Regions from separate parts of the Homo sapiens genome. Here all the other regions are linked to region 3. A link is a contact called in ENCODE Hi-C or POLR2A ChIA-PET data. All regions are on one chromosome and are shown on one strand. Each heading gives the region's core, a stretch centred on a gene start or an enhancer-like site at or near the end of the contact. The rest is flanking DNA. Distances are from core to core; before and after follow the strand shown. Region 1 holds the start of KMO (kynurenine 3-monooxygenase). Region 2 holds the start of RGS7 (regulator of G protein signaling 7). Region 3 has its middle 67 kb from the start of RGS7.

Region 1 (3,905 bases), core at 952-3,451, 110 kb after region 3:
GCACTACTTTGGAATGTAACTTTCGTTTATTCAGAAAGGTTAAAAATATGCATAAACATGGCTGGGCGCAGTCACTCACATCTGTAATTCCAGCACTTTGGGAGGCTGAGGCGGGTGGACCACTTGAGGCCGAGTTCAAGACCAGCCTAGTCAACATGGTGAAACCCCATCTCTACTGAAAAAATACAAAAATTAGCTAGGCGTGGTAGCAGGCACCTGTAATCCCAGCTACTCGGGAGGCTGAGGCAGGAGAATCAGTTGAACCTGGGAGGCAGAGGTTGCAGTGAGCCGAGATTGCACCATTGCACTCCAGCCTGGGTGACAGAGTGAGACTCCATCTCAAAAAAACCCAAAAAACAAAAAACAAACAAAAAAGCATAAACAGCATATGAAACCTAGAGATACTCATACATATGTACATGACATTGTATACACAAGAGTGTTTATGGCAACACCATTATTCATGATATTAAAAATTTGGAAACACCCCAAATGTCCATCAACAGCACAATGGACAAATAATAAATGACGATAAAAATGAATGAACTGGAAAAACATGCAACAACACAAATGGATCTTAAGAGATATAATATTGAGAAAAAGAAGCAAGTTGTAAAAAAATAAACAGTATAAGTTCATTTATAGGAAAGTTCAAAAAAGTCAACACTAAACTATTTTAGGGATGCATCTATCATGGTACAATTATACATAAAAGCAAAGAAAGTTGGTATGGCAGTTACCTCTACGAAGGAGGGGTGATTAACAGGGGGCACGTTAGACTTCTGGGATTCTGGCAATATTCTCTCTCTGCACCTAAATGGTAGTTACATGGATACTTGCTTTACAGTAACTTATTATACTGTTCATTTGTGTTATAGTTCATAATTTTTAAAAGATTTTTTAACAATGATACATATTGATACTGAGGAATTGATACATATTCTCTACATATTGATATTGAAGAATTCTCAAGCTATATGTTGTAAAGTGAGAAATATGATGTGGAAAAAGTTTTTAAATGTATGTTTAAAAAGAAAGGAAGGAAGGGAATGAGAGAGTGAGAGAAAGAGAGAGAGAAAAGGAGAGAGAGGAAGAACAAGAAAGACATAATCAACGTGTAGAAGAATACGGTAACCCACACACCAAAACAGTTGTTGTCTTTGGGCAGGAGGAATAGGTGGCCAAGGGTCAAGGTTAGCAGGATTACTATTCACCGTGTACTCTTTTGTGTCTTTAATTTCATGCCATGTTAATGTATTACCTATTCAAAATAAATAAAATACCTAATCATGCTTATCCACAAGGGGTCACTATTGAATGCCATTTAACTCTAGTTCCTAACCAGGGAAAAAAACGTTCTGAATTCTTTATGTGCTTAACAGGAAGTGAAGAAACAACTTCATTTATGTTCTTATTTTACATTACACCACATCATGTTCCAGAAAACAATTGCCATTCGCAAATCATGCACAAAAGTATAACATTTAAAACGGAGTGAAAAAGACAAAAAAGTGAATAGATAATATGAAGTCGGGAATGAGTTTACAGAAGCGTTGTGTCAGTCATCTCCCCTAGTGGTAATTAGACTCTAAATTTTCGATTCTAAAATTAGATTCTAAATTTTCTAGCATCTGGGCTGAAAAAAAAAAGGGGAAGTATGGTCAGTTACACAATTCAAAATGTTGATCGGGAGAATATTAAGACCTTGCAGAGAATTTTCCCTGGTAGAGCCTGTTAAAAACAATCCATGAGGACCCTTTAGATGAAATTTTTGATTGGTCTTAACCACAAAAATGATCCACAGATGAATTATGAAACCATGTCATCTTACTCTCTAAGGGAGGTATAAGATGTTTTTGGACTTCAGATGAGAAGGGCTCCATTCATGGTTAATCATGAATGAAAACGAAACTAAGAATATATGCTGTAGAAAAAGAAGAAGAAAAGCCACAAGACTGCTTAAAAATTTCTGTGTCTTACACAGAAGATAGAAAAAATAGAGTGTCTCCAATTGGATGGATTTTTTAAAAAATTTGGTTATTGTAATGGATTTATTTTTTCTTAGAGCTGAGCTGATTGTACTTTGGCCAACTAATGGGTTAATACTGTCAAGGGAAATTAGCCCTGACTAAACATTGCCGCTGGCTCATGAATGCACTAGGCTTGGGGCAGTATAAAAACTCAGAGAAATCAGTGTGTAGGAGACACAGAAATCAGTGTCACTCAGTGACAGAAGCAACAATAATTGTGAAAAATACTTCAGCAGTTATGGACTCATCTGTCATTCAAAGGAAAAAAGTAGCTGTCATTGGTGGTGGCTTGGTAAGAATTTTCAGATGGATTACTATTGTTGGTGGTATTATATTAACTATTATTACTCGTAATGATTATTATTCGTCACTTCTGCAAATTGTTAATTTTCTTGTGAAAACTCTGATATTTAAATACAGCTATTTTGTTTATTTTTTTAATATTTTTATTTTCATAGATTTAATATAGTATGAGTTTTAATCTGTTCTTTTTCAGGAAAGGTATTTTATAGCCATTAAATACAAAGGTTTCTGTTTTCCCTCATCATTTTGGTTTAGGATTTGTTAAAAAGCAAAAATAATGCAAATTGAATTTGATTTTATCCCCAAATTGGCTATGTTTTTAGGAACAGGAATTAGTCTCAATATTCATTTTAATAAAAACATTTGTTCCGCTTTGTTTAATAACTCAGTTAATGCTGTCTAATGAGAATAAAAGGGTCAAGAAACATGAAGCTAACGTCAAAGTATCATGTTGAATGTTCACTAGTTATATGAGTAATTGGGAATAAGATTTATGTGGTCGCCTGACTTACTTGACTCTTCCAGTGGAGCACCTAAGACAGTGGAGTGAGGTGTTCACCTCTCACTGAGCACGTGACGTAAAGGTGCTGGGGCTTCCCCCATACCTAACAAGACGGAAGGAGAGGTCACTCTCTGCTTTCATAGTTATGGTGCCAAAGGTAGTTCTGTTTAACATGGGTCTGCTCCGATTCAACTTTGCTTTTTCCCATCTCAGCAGAATTTCTGTTTCAGAATACAAACATCCCAGTTAGTCAAGGTTAAATCATTTCCCTATCACCTTTGGTCAAATCATTTGGAGACTTTTCATTAATTATTCATATATCCACTCAACAAAAAATTTATTGAGGGCGTAACACTGTTCTAGGCTGAATATAGATGGTATATTTTATGCCACACATGTATTTATACAGTATATGCTGTCTTTTGTTCTGCCTTCCTTAGTGTCTTTTCCCCAAAGTGCTAGAACAGTTCTTTTAATATTTCTGATTCTAAATTTTCATTTAGAAATGCTATCACATGATGTGTTGGTCACTGGTTGGGACATGTGTCGTCACTGCTTCATACTAGGCTTGTGTCCAATCTGTCCTATCAAAATGTTGCACAAAATGAGAATTCATGTGTTCAACAAAATCTGATTACTATGTACCAATATTGTTTTAGGTAGTAGGGATGCGAGGGTGAGAATTCCAGAGAAGAAAAAGACAAGGAAGAAGAAAACAAATAAGACAATTTCAGTTAAAGAGAAGCACTATGAAAGAAACGAAAACAGGGTAGTGCTGTAGAGAGTATCTTTGGGAGTACCTGTTTAGAATGTGGTCAGGGACAGCTGCTCTGCTGAAGGGACATGTGACCAGAGACCTGAATGATCAGATAGAACTAACTACGTGAAGATCTTGAGAAAGAGCATTTCAGGCAGAGGGAACAGCAGGAAGAGAAACCCTCAGGCAATAATGAGCTGCCCAAGTTCAAGGAGCAGAAAGAAAGGCAGGAACTGCCTGAGGCCAGAGAAGAGTAGCTGATGAGGCCAGAAAAGCTGACAGACCAGATCTTGTAGGATCTTAGAGGTCCAGG
Region 2 (4,143 bases), core at 112-2,611, 67 kb before region 3:
GACTTCAGTGAGATCCCAGTGGGACTCCCCTGATTCATCATCATCATTCACAGCACCCACCCCACATGGCGCGTTCTTACAAACTGGGGCTGGCTGGAGAAAGTGACACAGGACATGGATTTTTTAAAAAGTGAGTTGACACCTACAATAACCTCAAGGAATTGTAAGAAATTACAATCTTCCAGGTAGAAATAGCCATTTGGTTATTGTTTTAGCTGACTTCATTTTCTGGATACTCATTTTGAGAAGTGTTTGATGCTCACCCTAAAAACTCGTGGGTAGCATTTTCCTAGTACAGAGTTCTCTTCTCTCCCAATACTTGCATCTGAACTTGGTGATGTTTTCCCCAAAGGGTGGAAAGGCAACACCTGGGGGATGCGGTGGGGGAGTGGGGGGCGGGTTAGCACACTTTCTCCTAGGTATCTGTCTAGTGTCCCCACCTGCAGCCCATCAGAGAGGCCCATTCCCGGTGTCATTCTCCAGCGCACGGGCTTCCTCTCTATTCCCCCGGGTCTCCCACACAGAGCCGGAGTATATGCTTCGCCTACTTTCACCTGCCTGCGCTGCCAGCCACCGGCTGCTCTCCTTTCTCCCCACTTCGCTTCGGAAGTCCGGAGGTAATCCTGCCTAATTTTTGCAAGAAGACACCAGAATATGTCCCGGCAACAAGAACTAGTGGGAGGTCAAGCCTTCAGGCCATTTTACCCGGGTCACCGTGGGTAAAAGCCTAACTGCAGAAGCCTCCAGAGCAACCAGCCAAAGAGGAGAAAACAGGCAAGCCCCTGCTCCCCTTGCTCGCTCTCACGGCAGCAGCAAATGGCAGGCGAGCCTGTGCCCCGCGCCGCGGCGGCCGCCGGAGCCGGGCAGCAGTTTCAGCACCGTGGACCGCGGGGTGCGCGCGGCGCCCGTAGCCCAGCCCCGGCGCGGGGCTCCCGGGGGCGGCCGCCCTGCGCCCGCGGACGCTCCCGCTGCGCAGAGCGAGGGCTGGGTGCGGGCCGGGGGCCGGGAGGGCTCTGGGTGGCGCTGCCTCCTCCCCGCCCGCCTTCCCTATTTACCTCCTCCGCCAAGGTCACGGCCCCGCGGCGTCTCCCCTCCCGGGCGGGCTGGGTGCAGGCGGTGTCAGCTGGCGGCAAGCGGAGCAGCGAGGCAGGGTAGCTTCATCACACTCGCGGCGGATGCGGATTCCGCGCCGCCCCGGCTCTAGCTGCTCAGGCGACCGCCACCCTCGCCTCGCCGCCGCCCGTGCACAGGCGGCTCCGGCAGCCGCCACTCGCGCCCGCTCCCCTGGGCCGCCTCGCTGGCTCTCTCCCTCCTCCGCTTCTTCTCCCGGGGACTGGGACCAGCCGAGCGCGCGCGGGAGTCGAGACGCCCGGCCCGTGCGCGCGACTGGGAGGAGGGAGGAGGGGACAGTCACGTGGGACAGGGGCGTCCGAAGGTGCCGGCTCGGATGGGCTCGGCTCGGCCGCCGCCACACCGCCCGGGCCTCCCGGGCCTCCCCGGCCTCCCGCCCTCGCGCCCCTCGGGAGGCTGTAGTCCTGCCCCCGGCGCGGCCAGCCCGCGCTCCCGCACACCCCGCCCGCTCGCCCGCGCGTGTGTACGTGCGCCGGAGGCCTGGAGAGACCGGAGTTTAACGCCCAGTGTAAGCCGGAAAGGGAGGAAGGCTGTGCGATGGGTGGGTGGGTGGTAGGTGGGTGGGTGGTCTAGTGAATGGATGGACAGATGGACGGACGGATGCACGGATGAATGGATGGATGGAGCCCCGTGCAAACCAAGGTTTCATCACGTGCCTAACGACTCCGCTGAAAGTCCCAGGGAAGCAGATGATTTATTATTATTATTATTATTATTATTATTATTATTATTATTATTATTATTATGCTTAAATAACAGAGTAGAGAGATATTGAGACACCCTAGGAATGAAGGAAATGGCCAGGACCAAATGAATCATTCATCCCCGTTTGCCTGCGGTTTTCACAGCTTCTTCCTAAGTTGGAGAAATGGGAAACGATTTGAAAGCTGCCAACCGGAGGTGAAAATCTTGCCACTTGTGAAACTGAAGGAACATCCCCAAGGCCTGGCTTCTCCTTTTAACAGAAGGTGCTCAGAGGAACTTTCCTCTTGCCCACTGCCCTCATCCTCTAGCAATTTTCAAAGAGCTTCTGAGGTGCTGATCCTCCTAGCTATAGTCTTCGTACTGCTGCCACAAATTCTTCTGTAAGGATTAGAATGACATAAAGGAGACAGATCACTTTTGTCTCGGTGGTAGTAAAGCAACCTGTGCCTCTGGCTTTCAGGGGGAAGGGCTGGGCCGCTGTAAATCTAGTTTTCCTTCCTCTCCTGGGCCAGCTGTGGAGGAGAGGGAGGGAGAGAAGGAGAAGATAATCAAGATCAGCTGTAAATCTAGTTTTCCTTCCTCTACTGGGCCAGGTGTGGAGGAGAGGGAGGGACAGAAGGAGAAGATAATCAAGGTCAGCCTTTCCTGACCCCTTGGTCTAAGCAGACTAGACCTTATTGGAGATAACACTTCTACTCAAACAGGGGTCCATGTGGACCAATGTATTACCCCAGCCCCATGCAGGTCTTGTCAGGTTTCTCTCAAGGAACAAATATTTATCTAACCTAGCCCCTGTTCCAAGTACTACAGGAGAAATATCATTGTCCCAAACTACACACACTCTAGTCTGACCTGTCTCCCACTCCAACTCCCCACATCTTTCCACTGTAGCCTCTGGAACTTAGAATCTTCTTCAGCAAAATTCTCTTCGTTTTCGACTTCTCGAAATATTTCTTTAACGTTTTTGCTCTCGCTGAAATCTACTTATCCCTCCTTTAACCCCTCTCTCTTCCCTCTTGTTCAGTCTGCTCCTGAGAAGTTGATGTGACTTGCATGACTTGGATTAATAAATTTGCAAATACAACTGGGTATGCTCACTCAGTTTGACCATTTTCCTCTTAAGAGAGAACCGCCTGAAGGAAGCAGTCTTCCTCCTCCTTTGCATCTCTGGGTAAAGTTTCCATCCTCATAGGAAGCTGTACCCAAGCTCTATATATAGAGAGCCTATATATATATATAGCTCTATTTATCATATATATAATTGGCTCTATTTAATTTATATATATAAATTATACACACACATAAACATACATATATATAATATCTCTTGACACCCTTTCCACTTATTGCCACCCTATTTTCCTTCTTCCCTTTATGCCAAAATCTTTCCATTCCATGTTGAACCTGTTCCACTTTGGCAAATGACCTCCATGGTGCTAAGCTGATGGTCAATTCTCAATTGTCATATGAATTGACTTTTCAGCATAAATTAACCCGGACACCACTCTCTATTATTTCTCTTTCTGCATTACTGGCTGCTTTTTCTCACTCTCATTGCTTGTTCCTCTTTGTCTTTTTGACCCCCAAATTCTGAAGCATCTTGGATCTTAGTCATTAAGCCTCTTCTCCTCTCAATTTACATGCACTGTACCTAAAGTGACCCAATTCAGGCTCATACATTTTAGTATTTCATTATTAAACACTAATAACTTCCAAGTGTATATTTTTAACCAGGATCTATCCCCTGAAATCCAGTCTGTCAAATGCTCACTTTACATCTCCACTTGAATATCTAATTATGCCTGATTCAGCTTGAAGATAGCAAGGATATTGTCACTGCCTCAGATCCTAGGCATAGTATAGTTGCTGGTGCATAGTAGATGCACAATAAACATACATTAATGAAATGAATGGATGTATCTAGTAACAGTAATCTGATAGGTTCTTTTGTATTTTGCAATTGTATTTTTTTTTGAGATGAAGTCTTGCTCTGTCACCCAGGCTGGAGGGCAGTGGTGCAGTCTCTGCTCACTGCAACCTCTGCCTCCCAGGTTCAAGTGATTCTCCTGCCTCAGCCTCCTGAATAGCTGGGATTACAGGCACGTGCCACCATGCCTGGCCAATTTTTGTATTTTTAGTAGAGATGTTGGCCAGGCTGGTCTCGAACTCGTGATCCCAGGTCATTCGCCCACCTTGGCCTCCCAAAATGCTGGGATTACAGGCATGAGCCACTGCATCCAGCTATGTATTTTGTAATGGATTTTTTTGCATTATCTTATTTAATTCTTACTAATGACCCTATAGTTA
Region 3 (4,298 bases), core at 1,033-3,532:
ACTTGTATATTGTTATAGCCTGAGGCATAACATCATTAATAGGCTAACAGTTTATCTTACATTAGTCTTTGTTAATGCTGATAAATTCAACATTCAGTTCTAATCTCCTGTTCTTTGACAGGTACTGTAAGAGGGGTGGAAATTTCAGGAACACCTGAGCTTTTTTTGATAAATGTTTCAGAGATTCTCCCATGCCTTTTATAAGCTTTTGGAAGCTTTCATAATTTTATCTTTTATGTTTGGTTATACAGAGTTAGTATGTTTAATTTATGTTAATTTTTCTGACATTTTTCCTAAATTCCAGAAGTTACTACCATTTGGGGCCAGGTAATCAATAGGGACTGTCAAGAGAAATAATTTAGCCTTCCCTTGGTTCTAACCACCTTCCCCAAATACATTATCTCTATGAAGTCTATGCATGCAATATCCCAAGTGTCTTATTATAGGTGATTCTATTTTCACAGGCAGCAGGTAATATAAAACATTCTAAAACTGTTTCTCATTCTTTCTATTCCATTCAAGATTTTCAAATAGGTGAAGCAAGAATTAGGACTGGCTACTTCAGTGAGTATATTGCCCTTTGATGGGCAGAATTCACCCAGGTCCTCTTAAGATAGAGTAAATCAGCTTTACAAAGTGAGACCTTGTTGTTAGAGGGTAGCAATGAATTACTGCCTCTACTGGACATCACTTCATGGGACTCATTACTTTTTCCAAAACCTAATTATCTTACCACATCACAAAGTATTTTACTTAGTCATTAGATGTTTTGAATTACAGAGGTGAAATTTTCTATTATTTACAGACAAAATACGGGAAGGGTAGATAATCTAGAGAGAGAGAGAGAACAGAGTGTTTCTAAATTTATGCTATTGACAATAATAAAAGTTCAGAGAAAAAGAGCAAAAATCACCAAATTTTAAACACAACATGAATATCTGCTTCAACCAATGAAGAAATGAAGAAATAAAAACATGTAAAGCATCAAGACAAAACCCTGCCTATCGCTGATGCTCAATCAAAATCCGTGAAATTGAATTGGCTTTGTTAATTCATGGTTGATTTATCTCATGAGACACTCGAGGGCTGCTATTGCGTCTCTTTAAAGAGAGGTAGTTACGCTTCAGACAGCAGCAGTGTGGAAAGTCAGGCTCATGTGGTTGTTTTGCTGTTGTTGTTGTTTGGTTTTGAGACAGGGTCTTACTCTGTCACCTAGGCTGGAGTGCAGTAGTGCGATCACAGCTCACTGCAGCCTCTAACACCTGAGCTCACTGATCCTTCTGCCTCAGCCTCCAGAGTAGCTGGGATCATAGGTGCGTGCCATGATACCCGGCTAATTTTTTTTTTTAATATAGAGATGGGGTTTCACTGTATTGCCAGGCTGGTGGCAAACTCCTGGGCTCAAGCGATTCCTCTGCCTTAATTTACCAAAGTGCTGAGATTACAGGTGTGAGCCACCAAGCCCAATGCTTTTGTTTTATCGATTTTGTTTTAGCATTAAATTCTAATAAACTTTTTCATTATGAAAATATTCAGGCATGCATAAATGTAGGAGAATTAGTAGGATGGGCCCTGTCATAAATCAGCCAGCTTCAGCAACTGCAAATACAATGTCAATTTTGTTCCATCTATTCTGCCTCACCCACTACCCTTACTGTTTTTTTAATGTATATATAACTTTATTGAGGCAGAATTTACGTACCATAAAATTCACCCACTGCACTGCAGAATTTAACGATTTTTAGTAAATGTATAGTTGTACAGCCATCACAAAAATCTGATTTTAGAACGTTTGTATCATCTACCTAAAAGTTCCCTGTGTTCATTTGGAGTCAATACCCCTTTTGACTACATACCCAGGTAACCACTGATCTGCCTTCCGTCTCTATATATTTGCCTTTGGGGGACATTTTATATGAACGCAATCATGCAATAGTTCCCATTTTCCACATGCCTTTTTAATTTAGCCTGTATCTGAGGCTCATCATTTTCATGGCATGTATTAGTTGTTCTGTCATTGCCAAATAATCTCTCATTGTAAAATTATGCTCGATTTGTTTATCTAGTTAACCACTACTGTACATTTGTTTCCAGTTTTTGGCTATTATGAATAATGCTGCTAGAAACATTAATGTCTTTTTGTGAAAAAGTACTTTCGTTTCCCTTCTAGACACCTAGAAGTGAAATGACTGGGTCATATTGATACGGCAGCAGCAGGCAGTCCTGAGCGGCCGCTGCCATCGCGCCGGCTGCAGCGGAAAGGTACAAGCGGTGGCGGCAGGAGCCGCTGTGGGAGCAGCAGTGGCGGCAGTGGGAGCCCTGTGCCACGCGTCCCCTGTGCGCCGTGTCCCCAAGGCAGCTGACTACACCTCCCCCACCCTCCTGCAGCAGGGTGGATCCCACCTAGCGGGACTCCCCACCCACCCCTCCAGGCCTTCTCCACTCCGGACTCTGGCCACTTGCCACCGTTGTCGCCCGCCGCCGCTGCAGGGAGGGTGCACGGAGGGAGCAGACCGTCTCCGGAGCCCGCCGCCCTGGGGGCTGCAGTGATGGGGCCGGGCTGAGGCACCTGCCGGCGGGGTAGCAGGGCAGTCGAGCACGGAGGGAGGGGCGGGCCTCCAGGGGACTTCAGCGGGAGCCGGGCCTGGGGCGGTGCCGCACTTGCACACGGAGTGTGGGGGGCCAGGCCTGGGACCAGGAGCTGGGGCCGGGCTTCGGCGCAGAGGCAGGAAGAGGAAGCGGCACCCGCTTCGGGGACCCAGCCGGCGGCCAGGCCACCGCGCCCACCCGGCCGATGGCACCGTGTTCCTGCGCCTCGGGAGGGAGGAGGCTCTGCGCGGGACTGCAGGTTCTGCCCCGCATCGGAGTGATCGCTGAGCCTGACGCTCTCGAAGGCTGGGCCTGGGGCCCGCAATCTACTCCGGAGGCTTTCCCACTGGGCAGGGTCGCTAGCAGGGTGAGAGAAAGCCCCGGGCCATCCCCGAGTGCCGGGGCCACAGGAAGAATTTGTGGCGACATCATCCCTTCCCCAGGTGCCACCCGGGTGCAGTGAGGACCTGGAGCCCCTGCCCCAGGCTGTGAGGAGACTTGACCAGAGCTGCCTGAATGCTCCACGGAGCAGGTGGGAGCCCACCCTCCCAGGTGCAGGACCCGGGAGTCTCTGCACTCTGCACCCTCGGGGGCCCAGGGGACCCCCTTGCCCTTGCAGGCTTGTATCTGCTCCTGCTGCCTAGCCTCTCCCCACTGCCGGCGCCTGCCTGGATCTCGGAGCAGGGTTGGGGCCGTGCCCCAGCACTGACAGCCCGGCCAGGTGTGTGCACACACGGGGCAGTGCTGATATGCCAGTCACCTGCCACCTCGGCCGCCTCCGGACCTTGGGCACCAAAAAGCACTTTTTAAAAATATACTTTAAGTTATGGGATACATGTGCAGAACGTGCAGGTTTGTTACATAGGTATACACGTGCCATGGTGGTTTGCTGCACCCATCAACCCGTCATCTACATCAGGTATTTCTCCTAATGTTATCCCTCCTCTAGCCCACCATCCCCTGACAGGCCCCGGTGTGTGATGTTCCCTTCCCTGTGTCCATGTGTTCTCAATGTTCAACTCCCGCTTATGACTGAGAACATGCAGTGTTTGGTTTTCTGTTCCTATGTTAGTTTGCTGAGAATGATGGTTTCCAGCTTCATCCATGTCCCCGCAAAGGATATGAACCCATCCTTTTTTATGGCTGCATAGTATTCCATGGGATATATGTGCCACATTTTCTTTATCCAGTCTATCATTGATGGGCATTTGGGTTGGTTCCAAGTCTTTGCTATTGTGAATAGTGCTGCAATAAACATACACGTGCATGTGTCTTTATAGTAGAATGATTTATAATCCTTTGGGTATATACCCAGTAATGGAATTGTTAGGTCAAATGGTATTTCTGATTCTAGATCCTTGAGGAATTGCCACACTGTCTTCCACAATGGTTGAACTAATTTACACTCCCACCAACAGTGTACAAACTTACCTATTTCTCCACATCCTCTCCAGTATCTGTTGTTTCCTGACCTTTTAATGATCACCATTCTAATTGAAATGAGATAGTATCTCATAGTGGATTTGATTTGCATTTCTGTAATGACCAGTGATGATGAGCTTTTTTTTCATATGTTTCTTGGCCACATAAATATCTTCTTTAGAGAAGTGTCTGTTCATATCCTTCACCCACTTTTTGACGGGGTTTTCTTCTTGTAAATTTGTTTAAGTTTCTTGTAGATTCTGCATATTAGCCCTTTGTCAGATGGA

Evidence for each region. Hi-C counts contacts between places; a loop is a spot of excess contacts on that map. ChIA-PET counts read pairs that join two places held with the same protein, here RNA polymerase II (POLR2A). Pooled maps may share reads with other maps.
Region 1: a loop to region 3 is called in a pooled map, with 2.6 times the contacts of the local background. The contact joins the promoter of KMO here to the enhancer-like site in region 3. A Hi-C loop is called at or near these places in 1 of 50 pooled maps.
Region 2: a pooled map shows a loop between it and region 3 (2.1-fold over the local background). The contact joins the promoter of RGS7 here to the enhancer-like site in region 3. A Hi-C loop is called at or near these places in 2 of 50 pooled maps. POLR2A ChIA-PET finds 5 or more read pairs at or near these places in 3 of 52 experiments (MCF 10A, OCI-LY7 and WTC11).

The regions. Positions count from the first base shown.
Region 1 is chr1:241,530,177-241,534,081 of GRCh38, forward strand. KMO (kynurenine 3-monooxygenase) reads left to right here and starts at 2,202. Exons shown (of 15, transcript NM_003679.5): 1 at 2,202-2,322. The coding sequence starts at 2,269. RefSeq lists an enhancer at 1,785-1,934.
Region 2 is chr1:241,355,844-241,359,986 of GRCh38, forward strand. It overlaps RGS7 (regulator of G protein signaling 7), which reads right to left and starts at 1,362. Exons shown (of 19, transcript NM_001364886.1): 1 at 1,056-1,362. LOC124904601 (a long non-coding RNA gene) reads left to right here and starts at 1,409. Exons shown (of 2, transcript XR_007067052.1): 1 at 1,409-1,639; 2 at 1,980-4,143. RefSeq lists a silencer at 1,214-1,263.
Region 3 is chr1:241,421,594-241,425,891 of GRCh38, forward strand. No RefSeq gene overlaps it. Among named protein-coding and RNA genes, the nearest start is that of RGS7, 67 kb to the left of the region's middle. Within about 2 kb of position 2,283, at least 2 of the 41 ENCODE cell types and tissues checked have a DNase peak (open chromatin) inside an H3K27ac peak, as active enhancers do.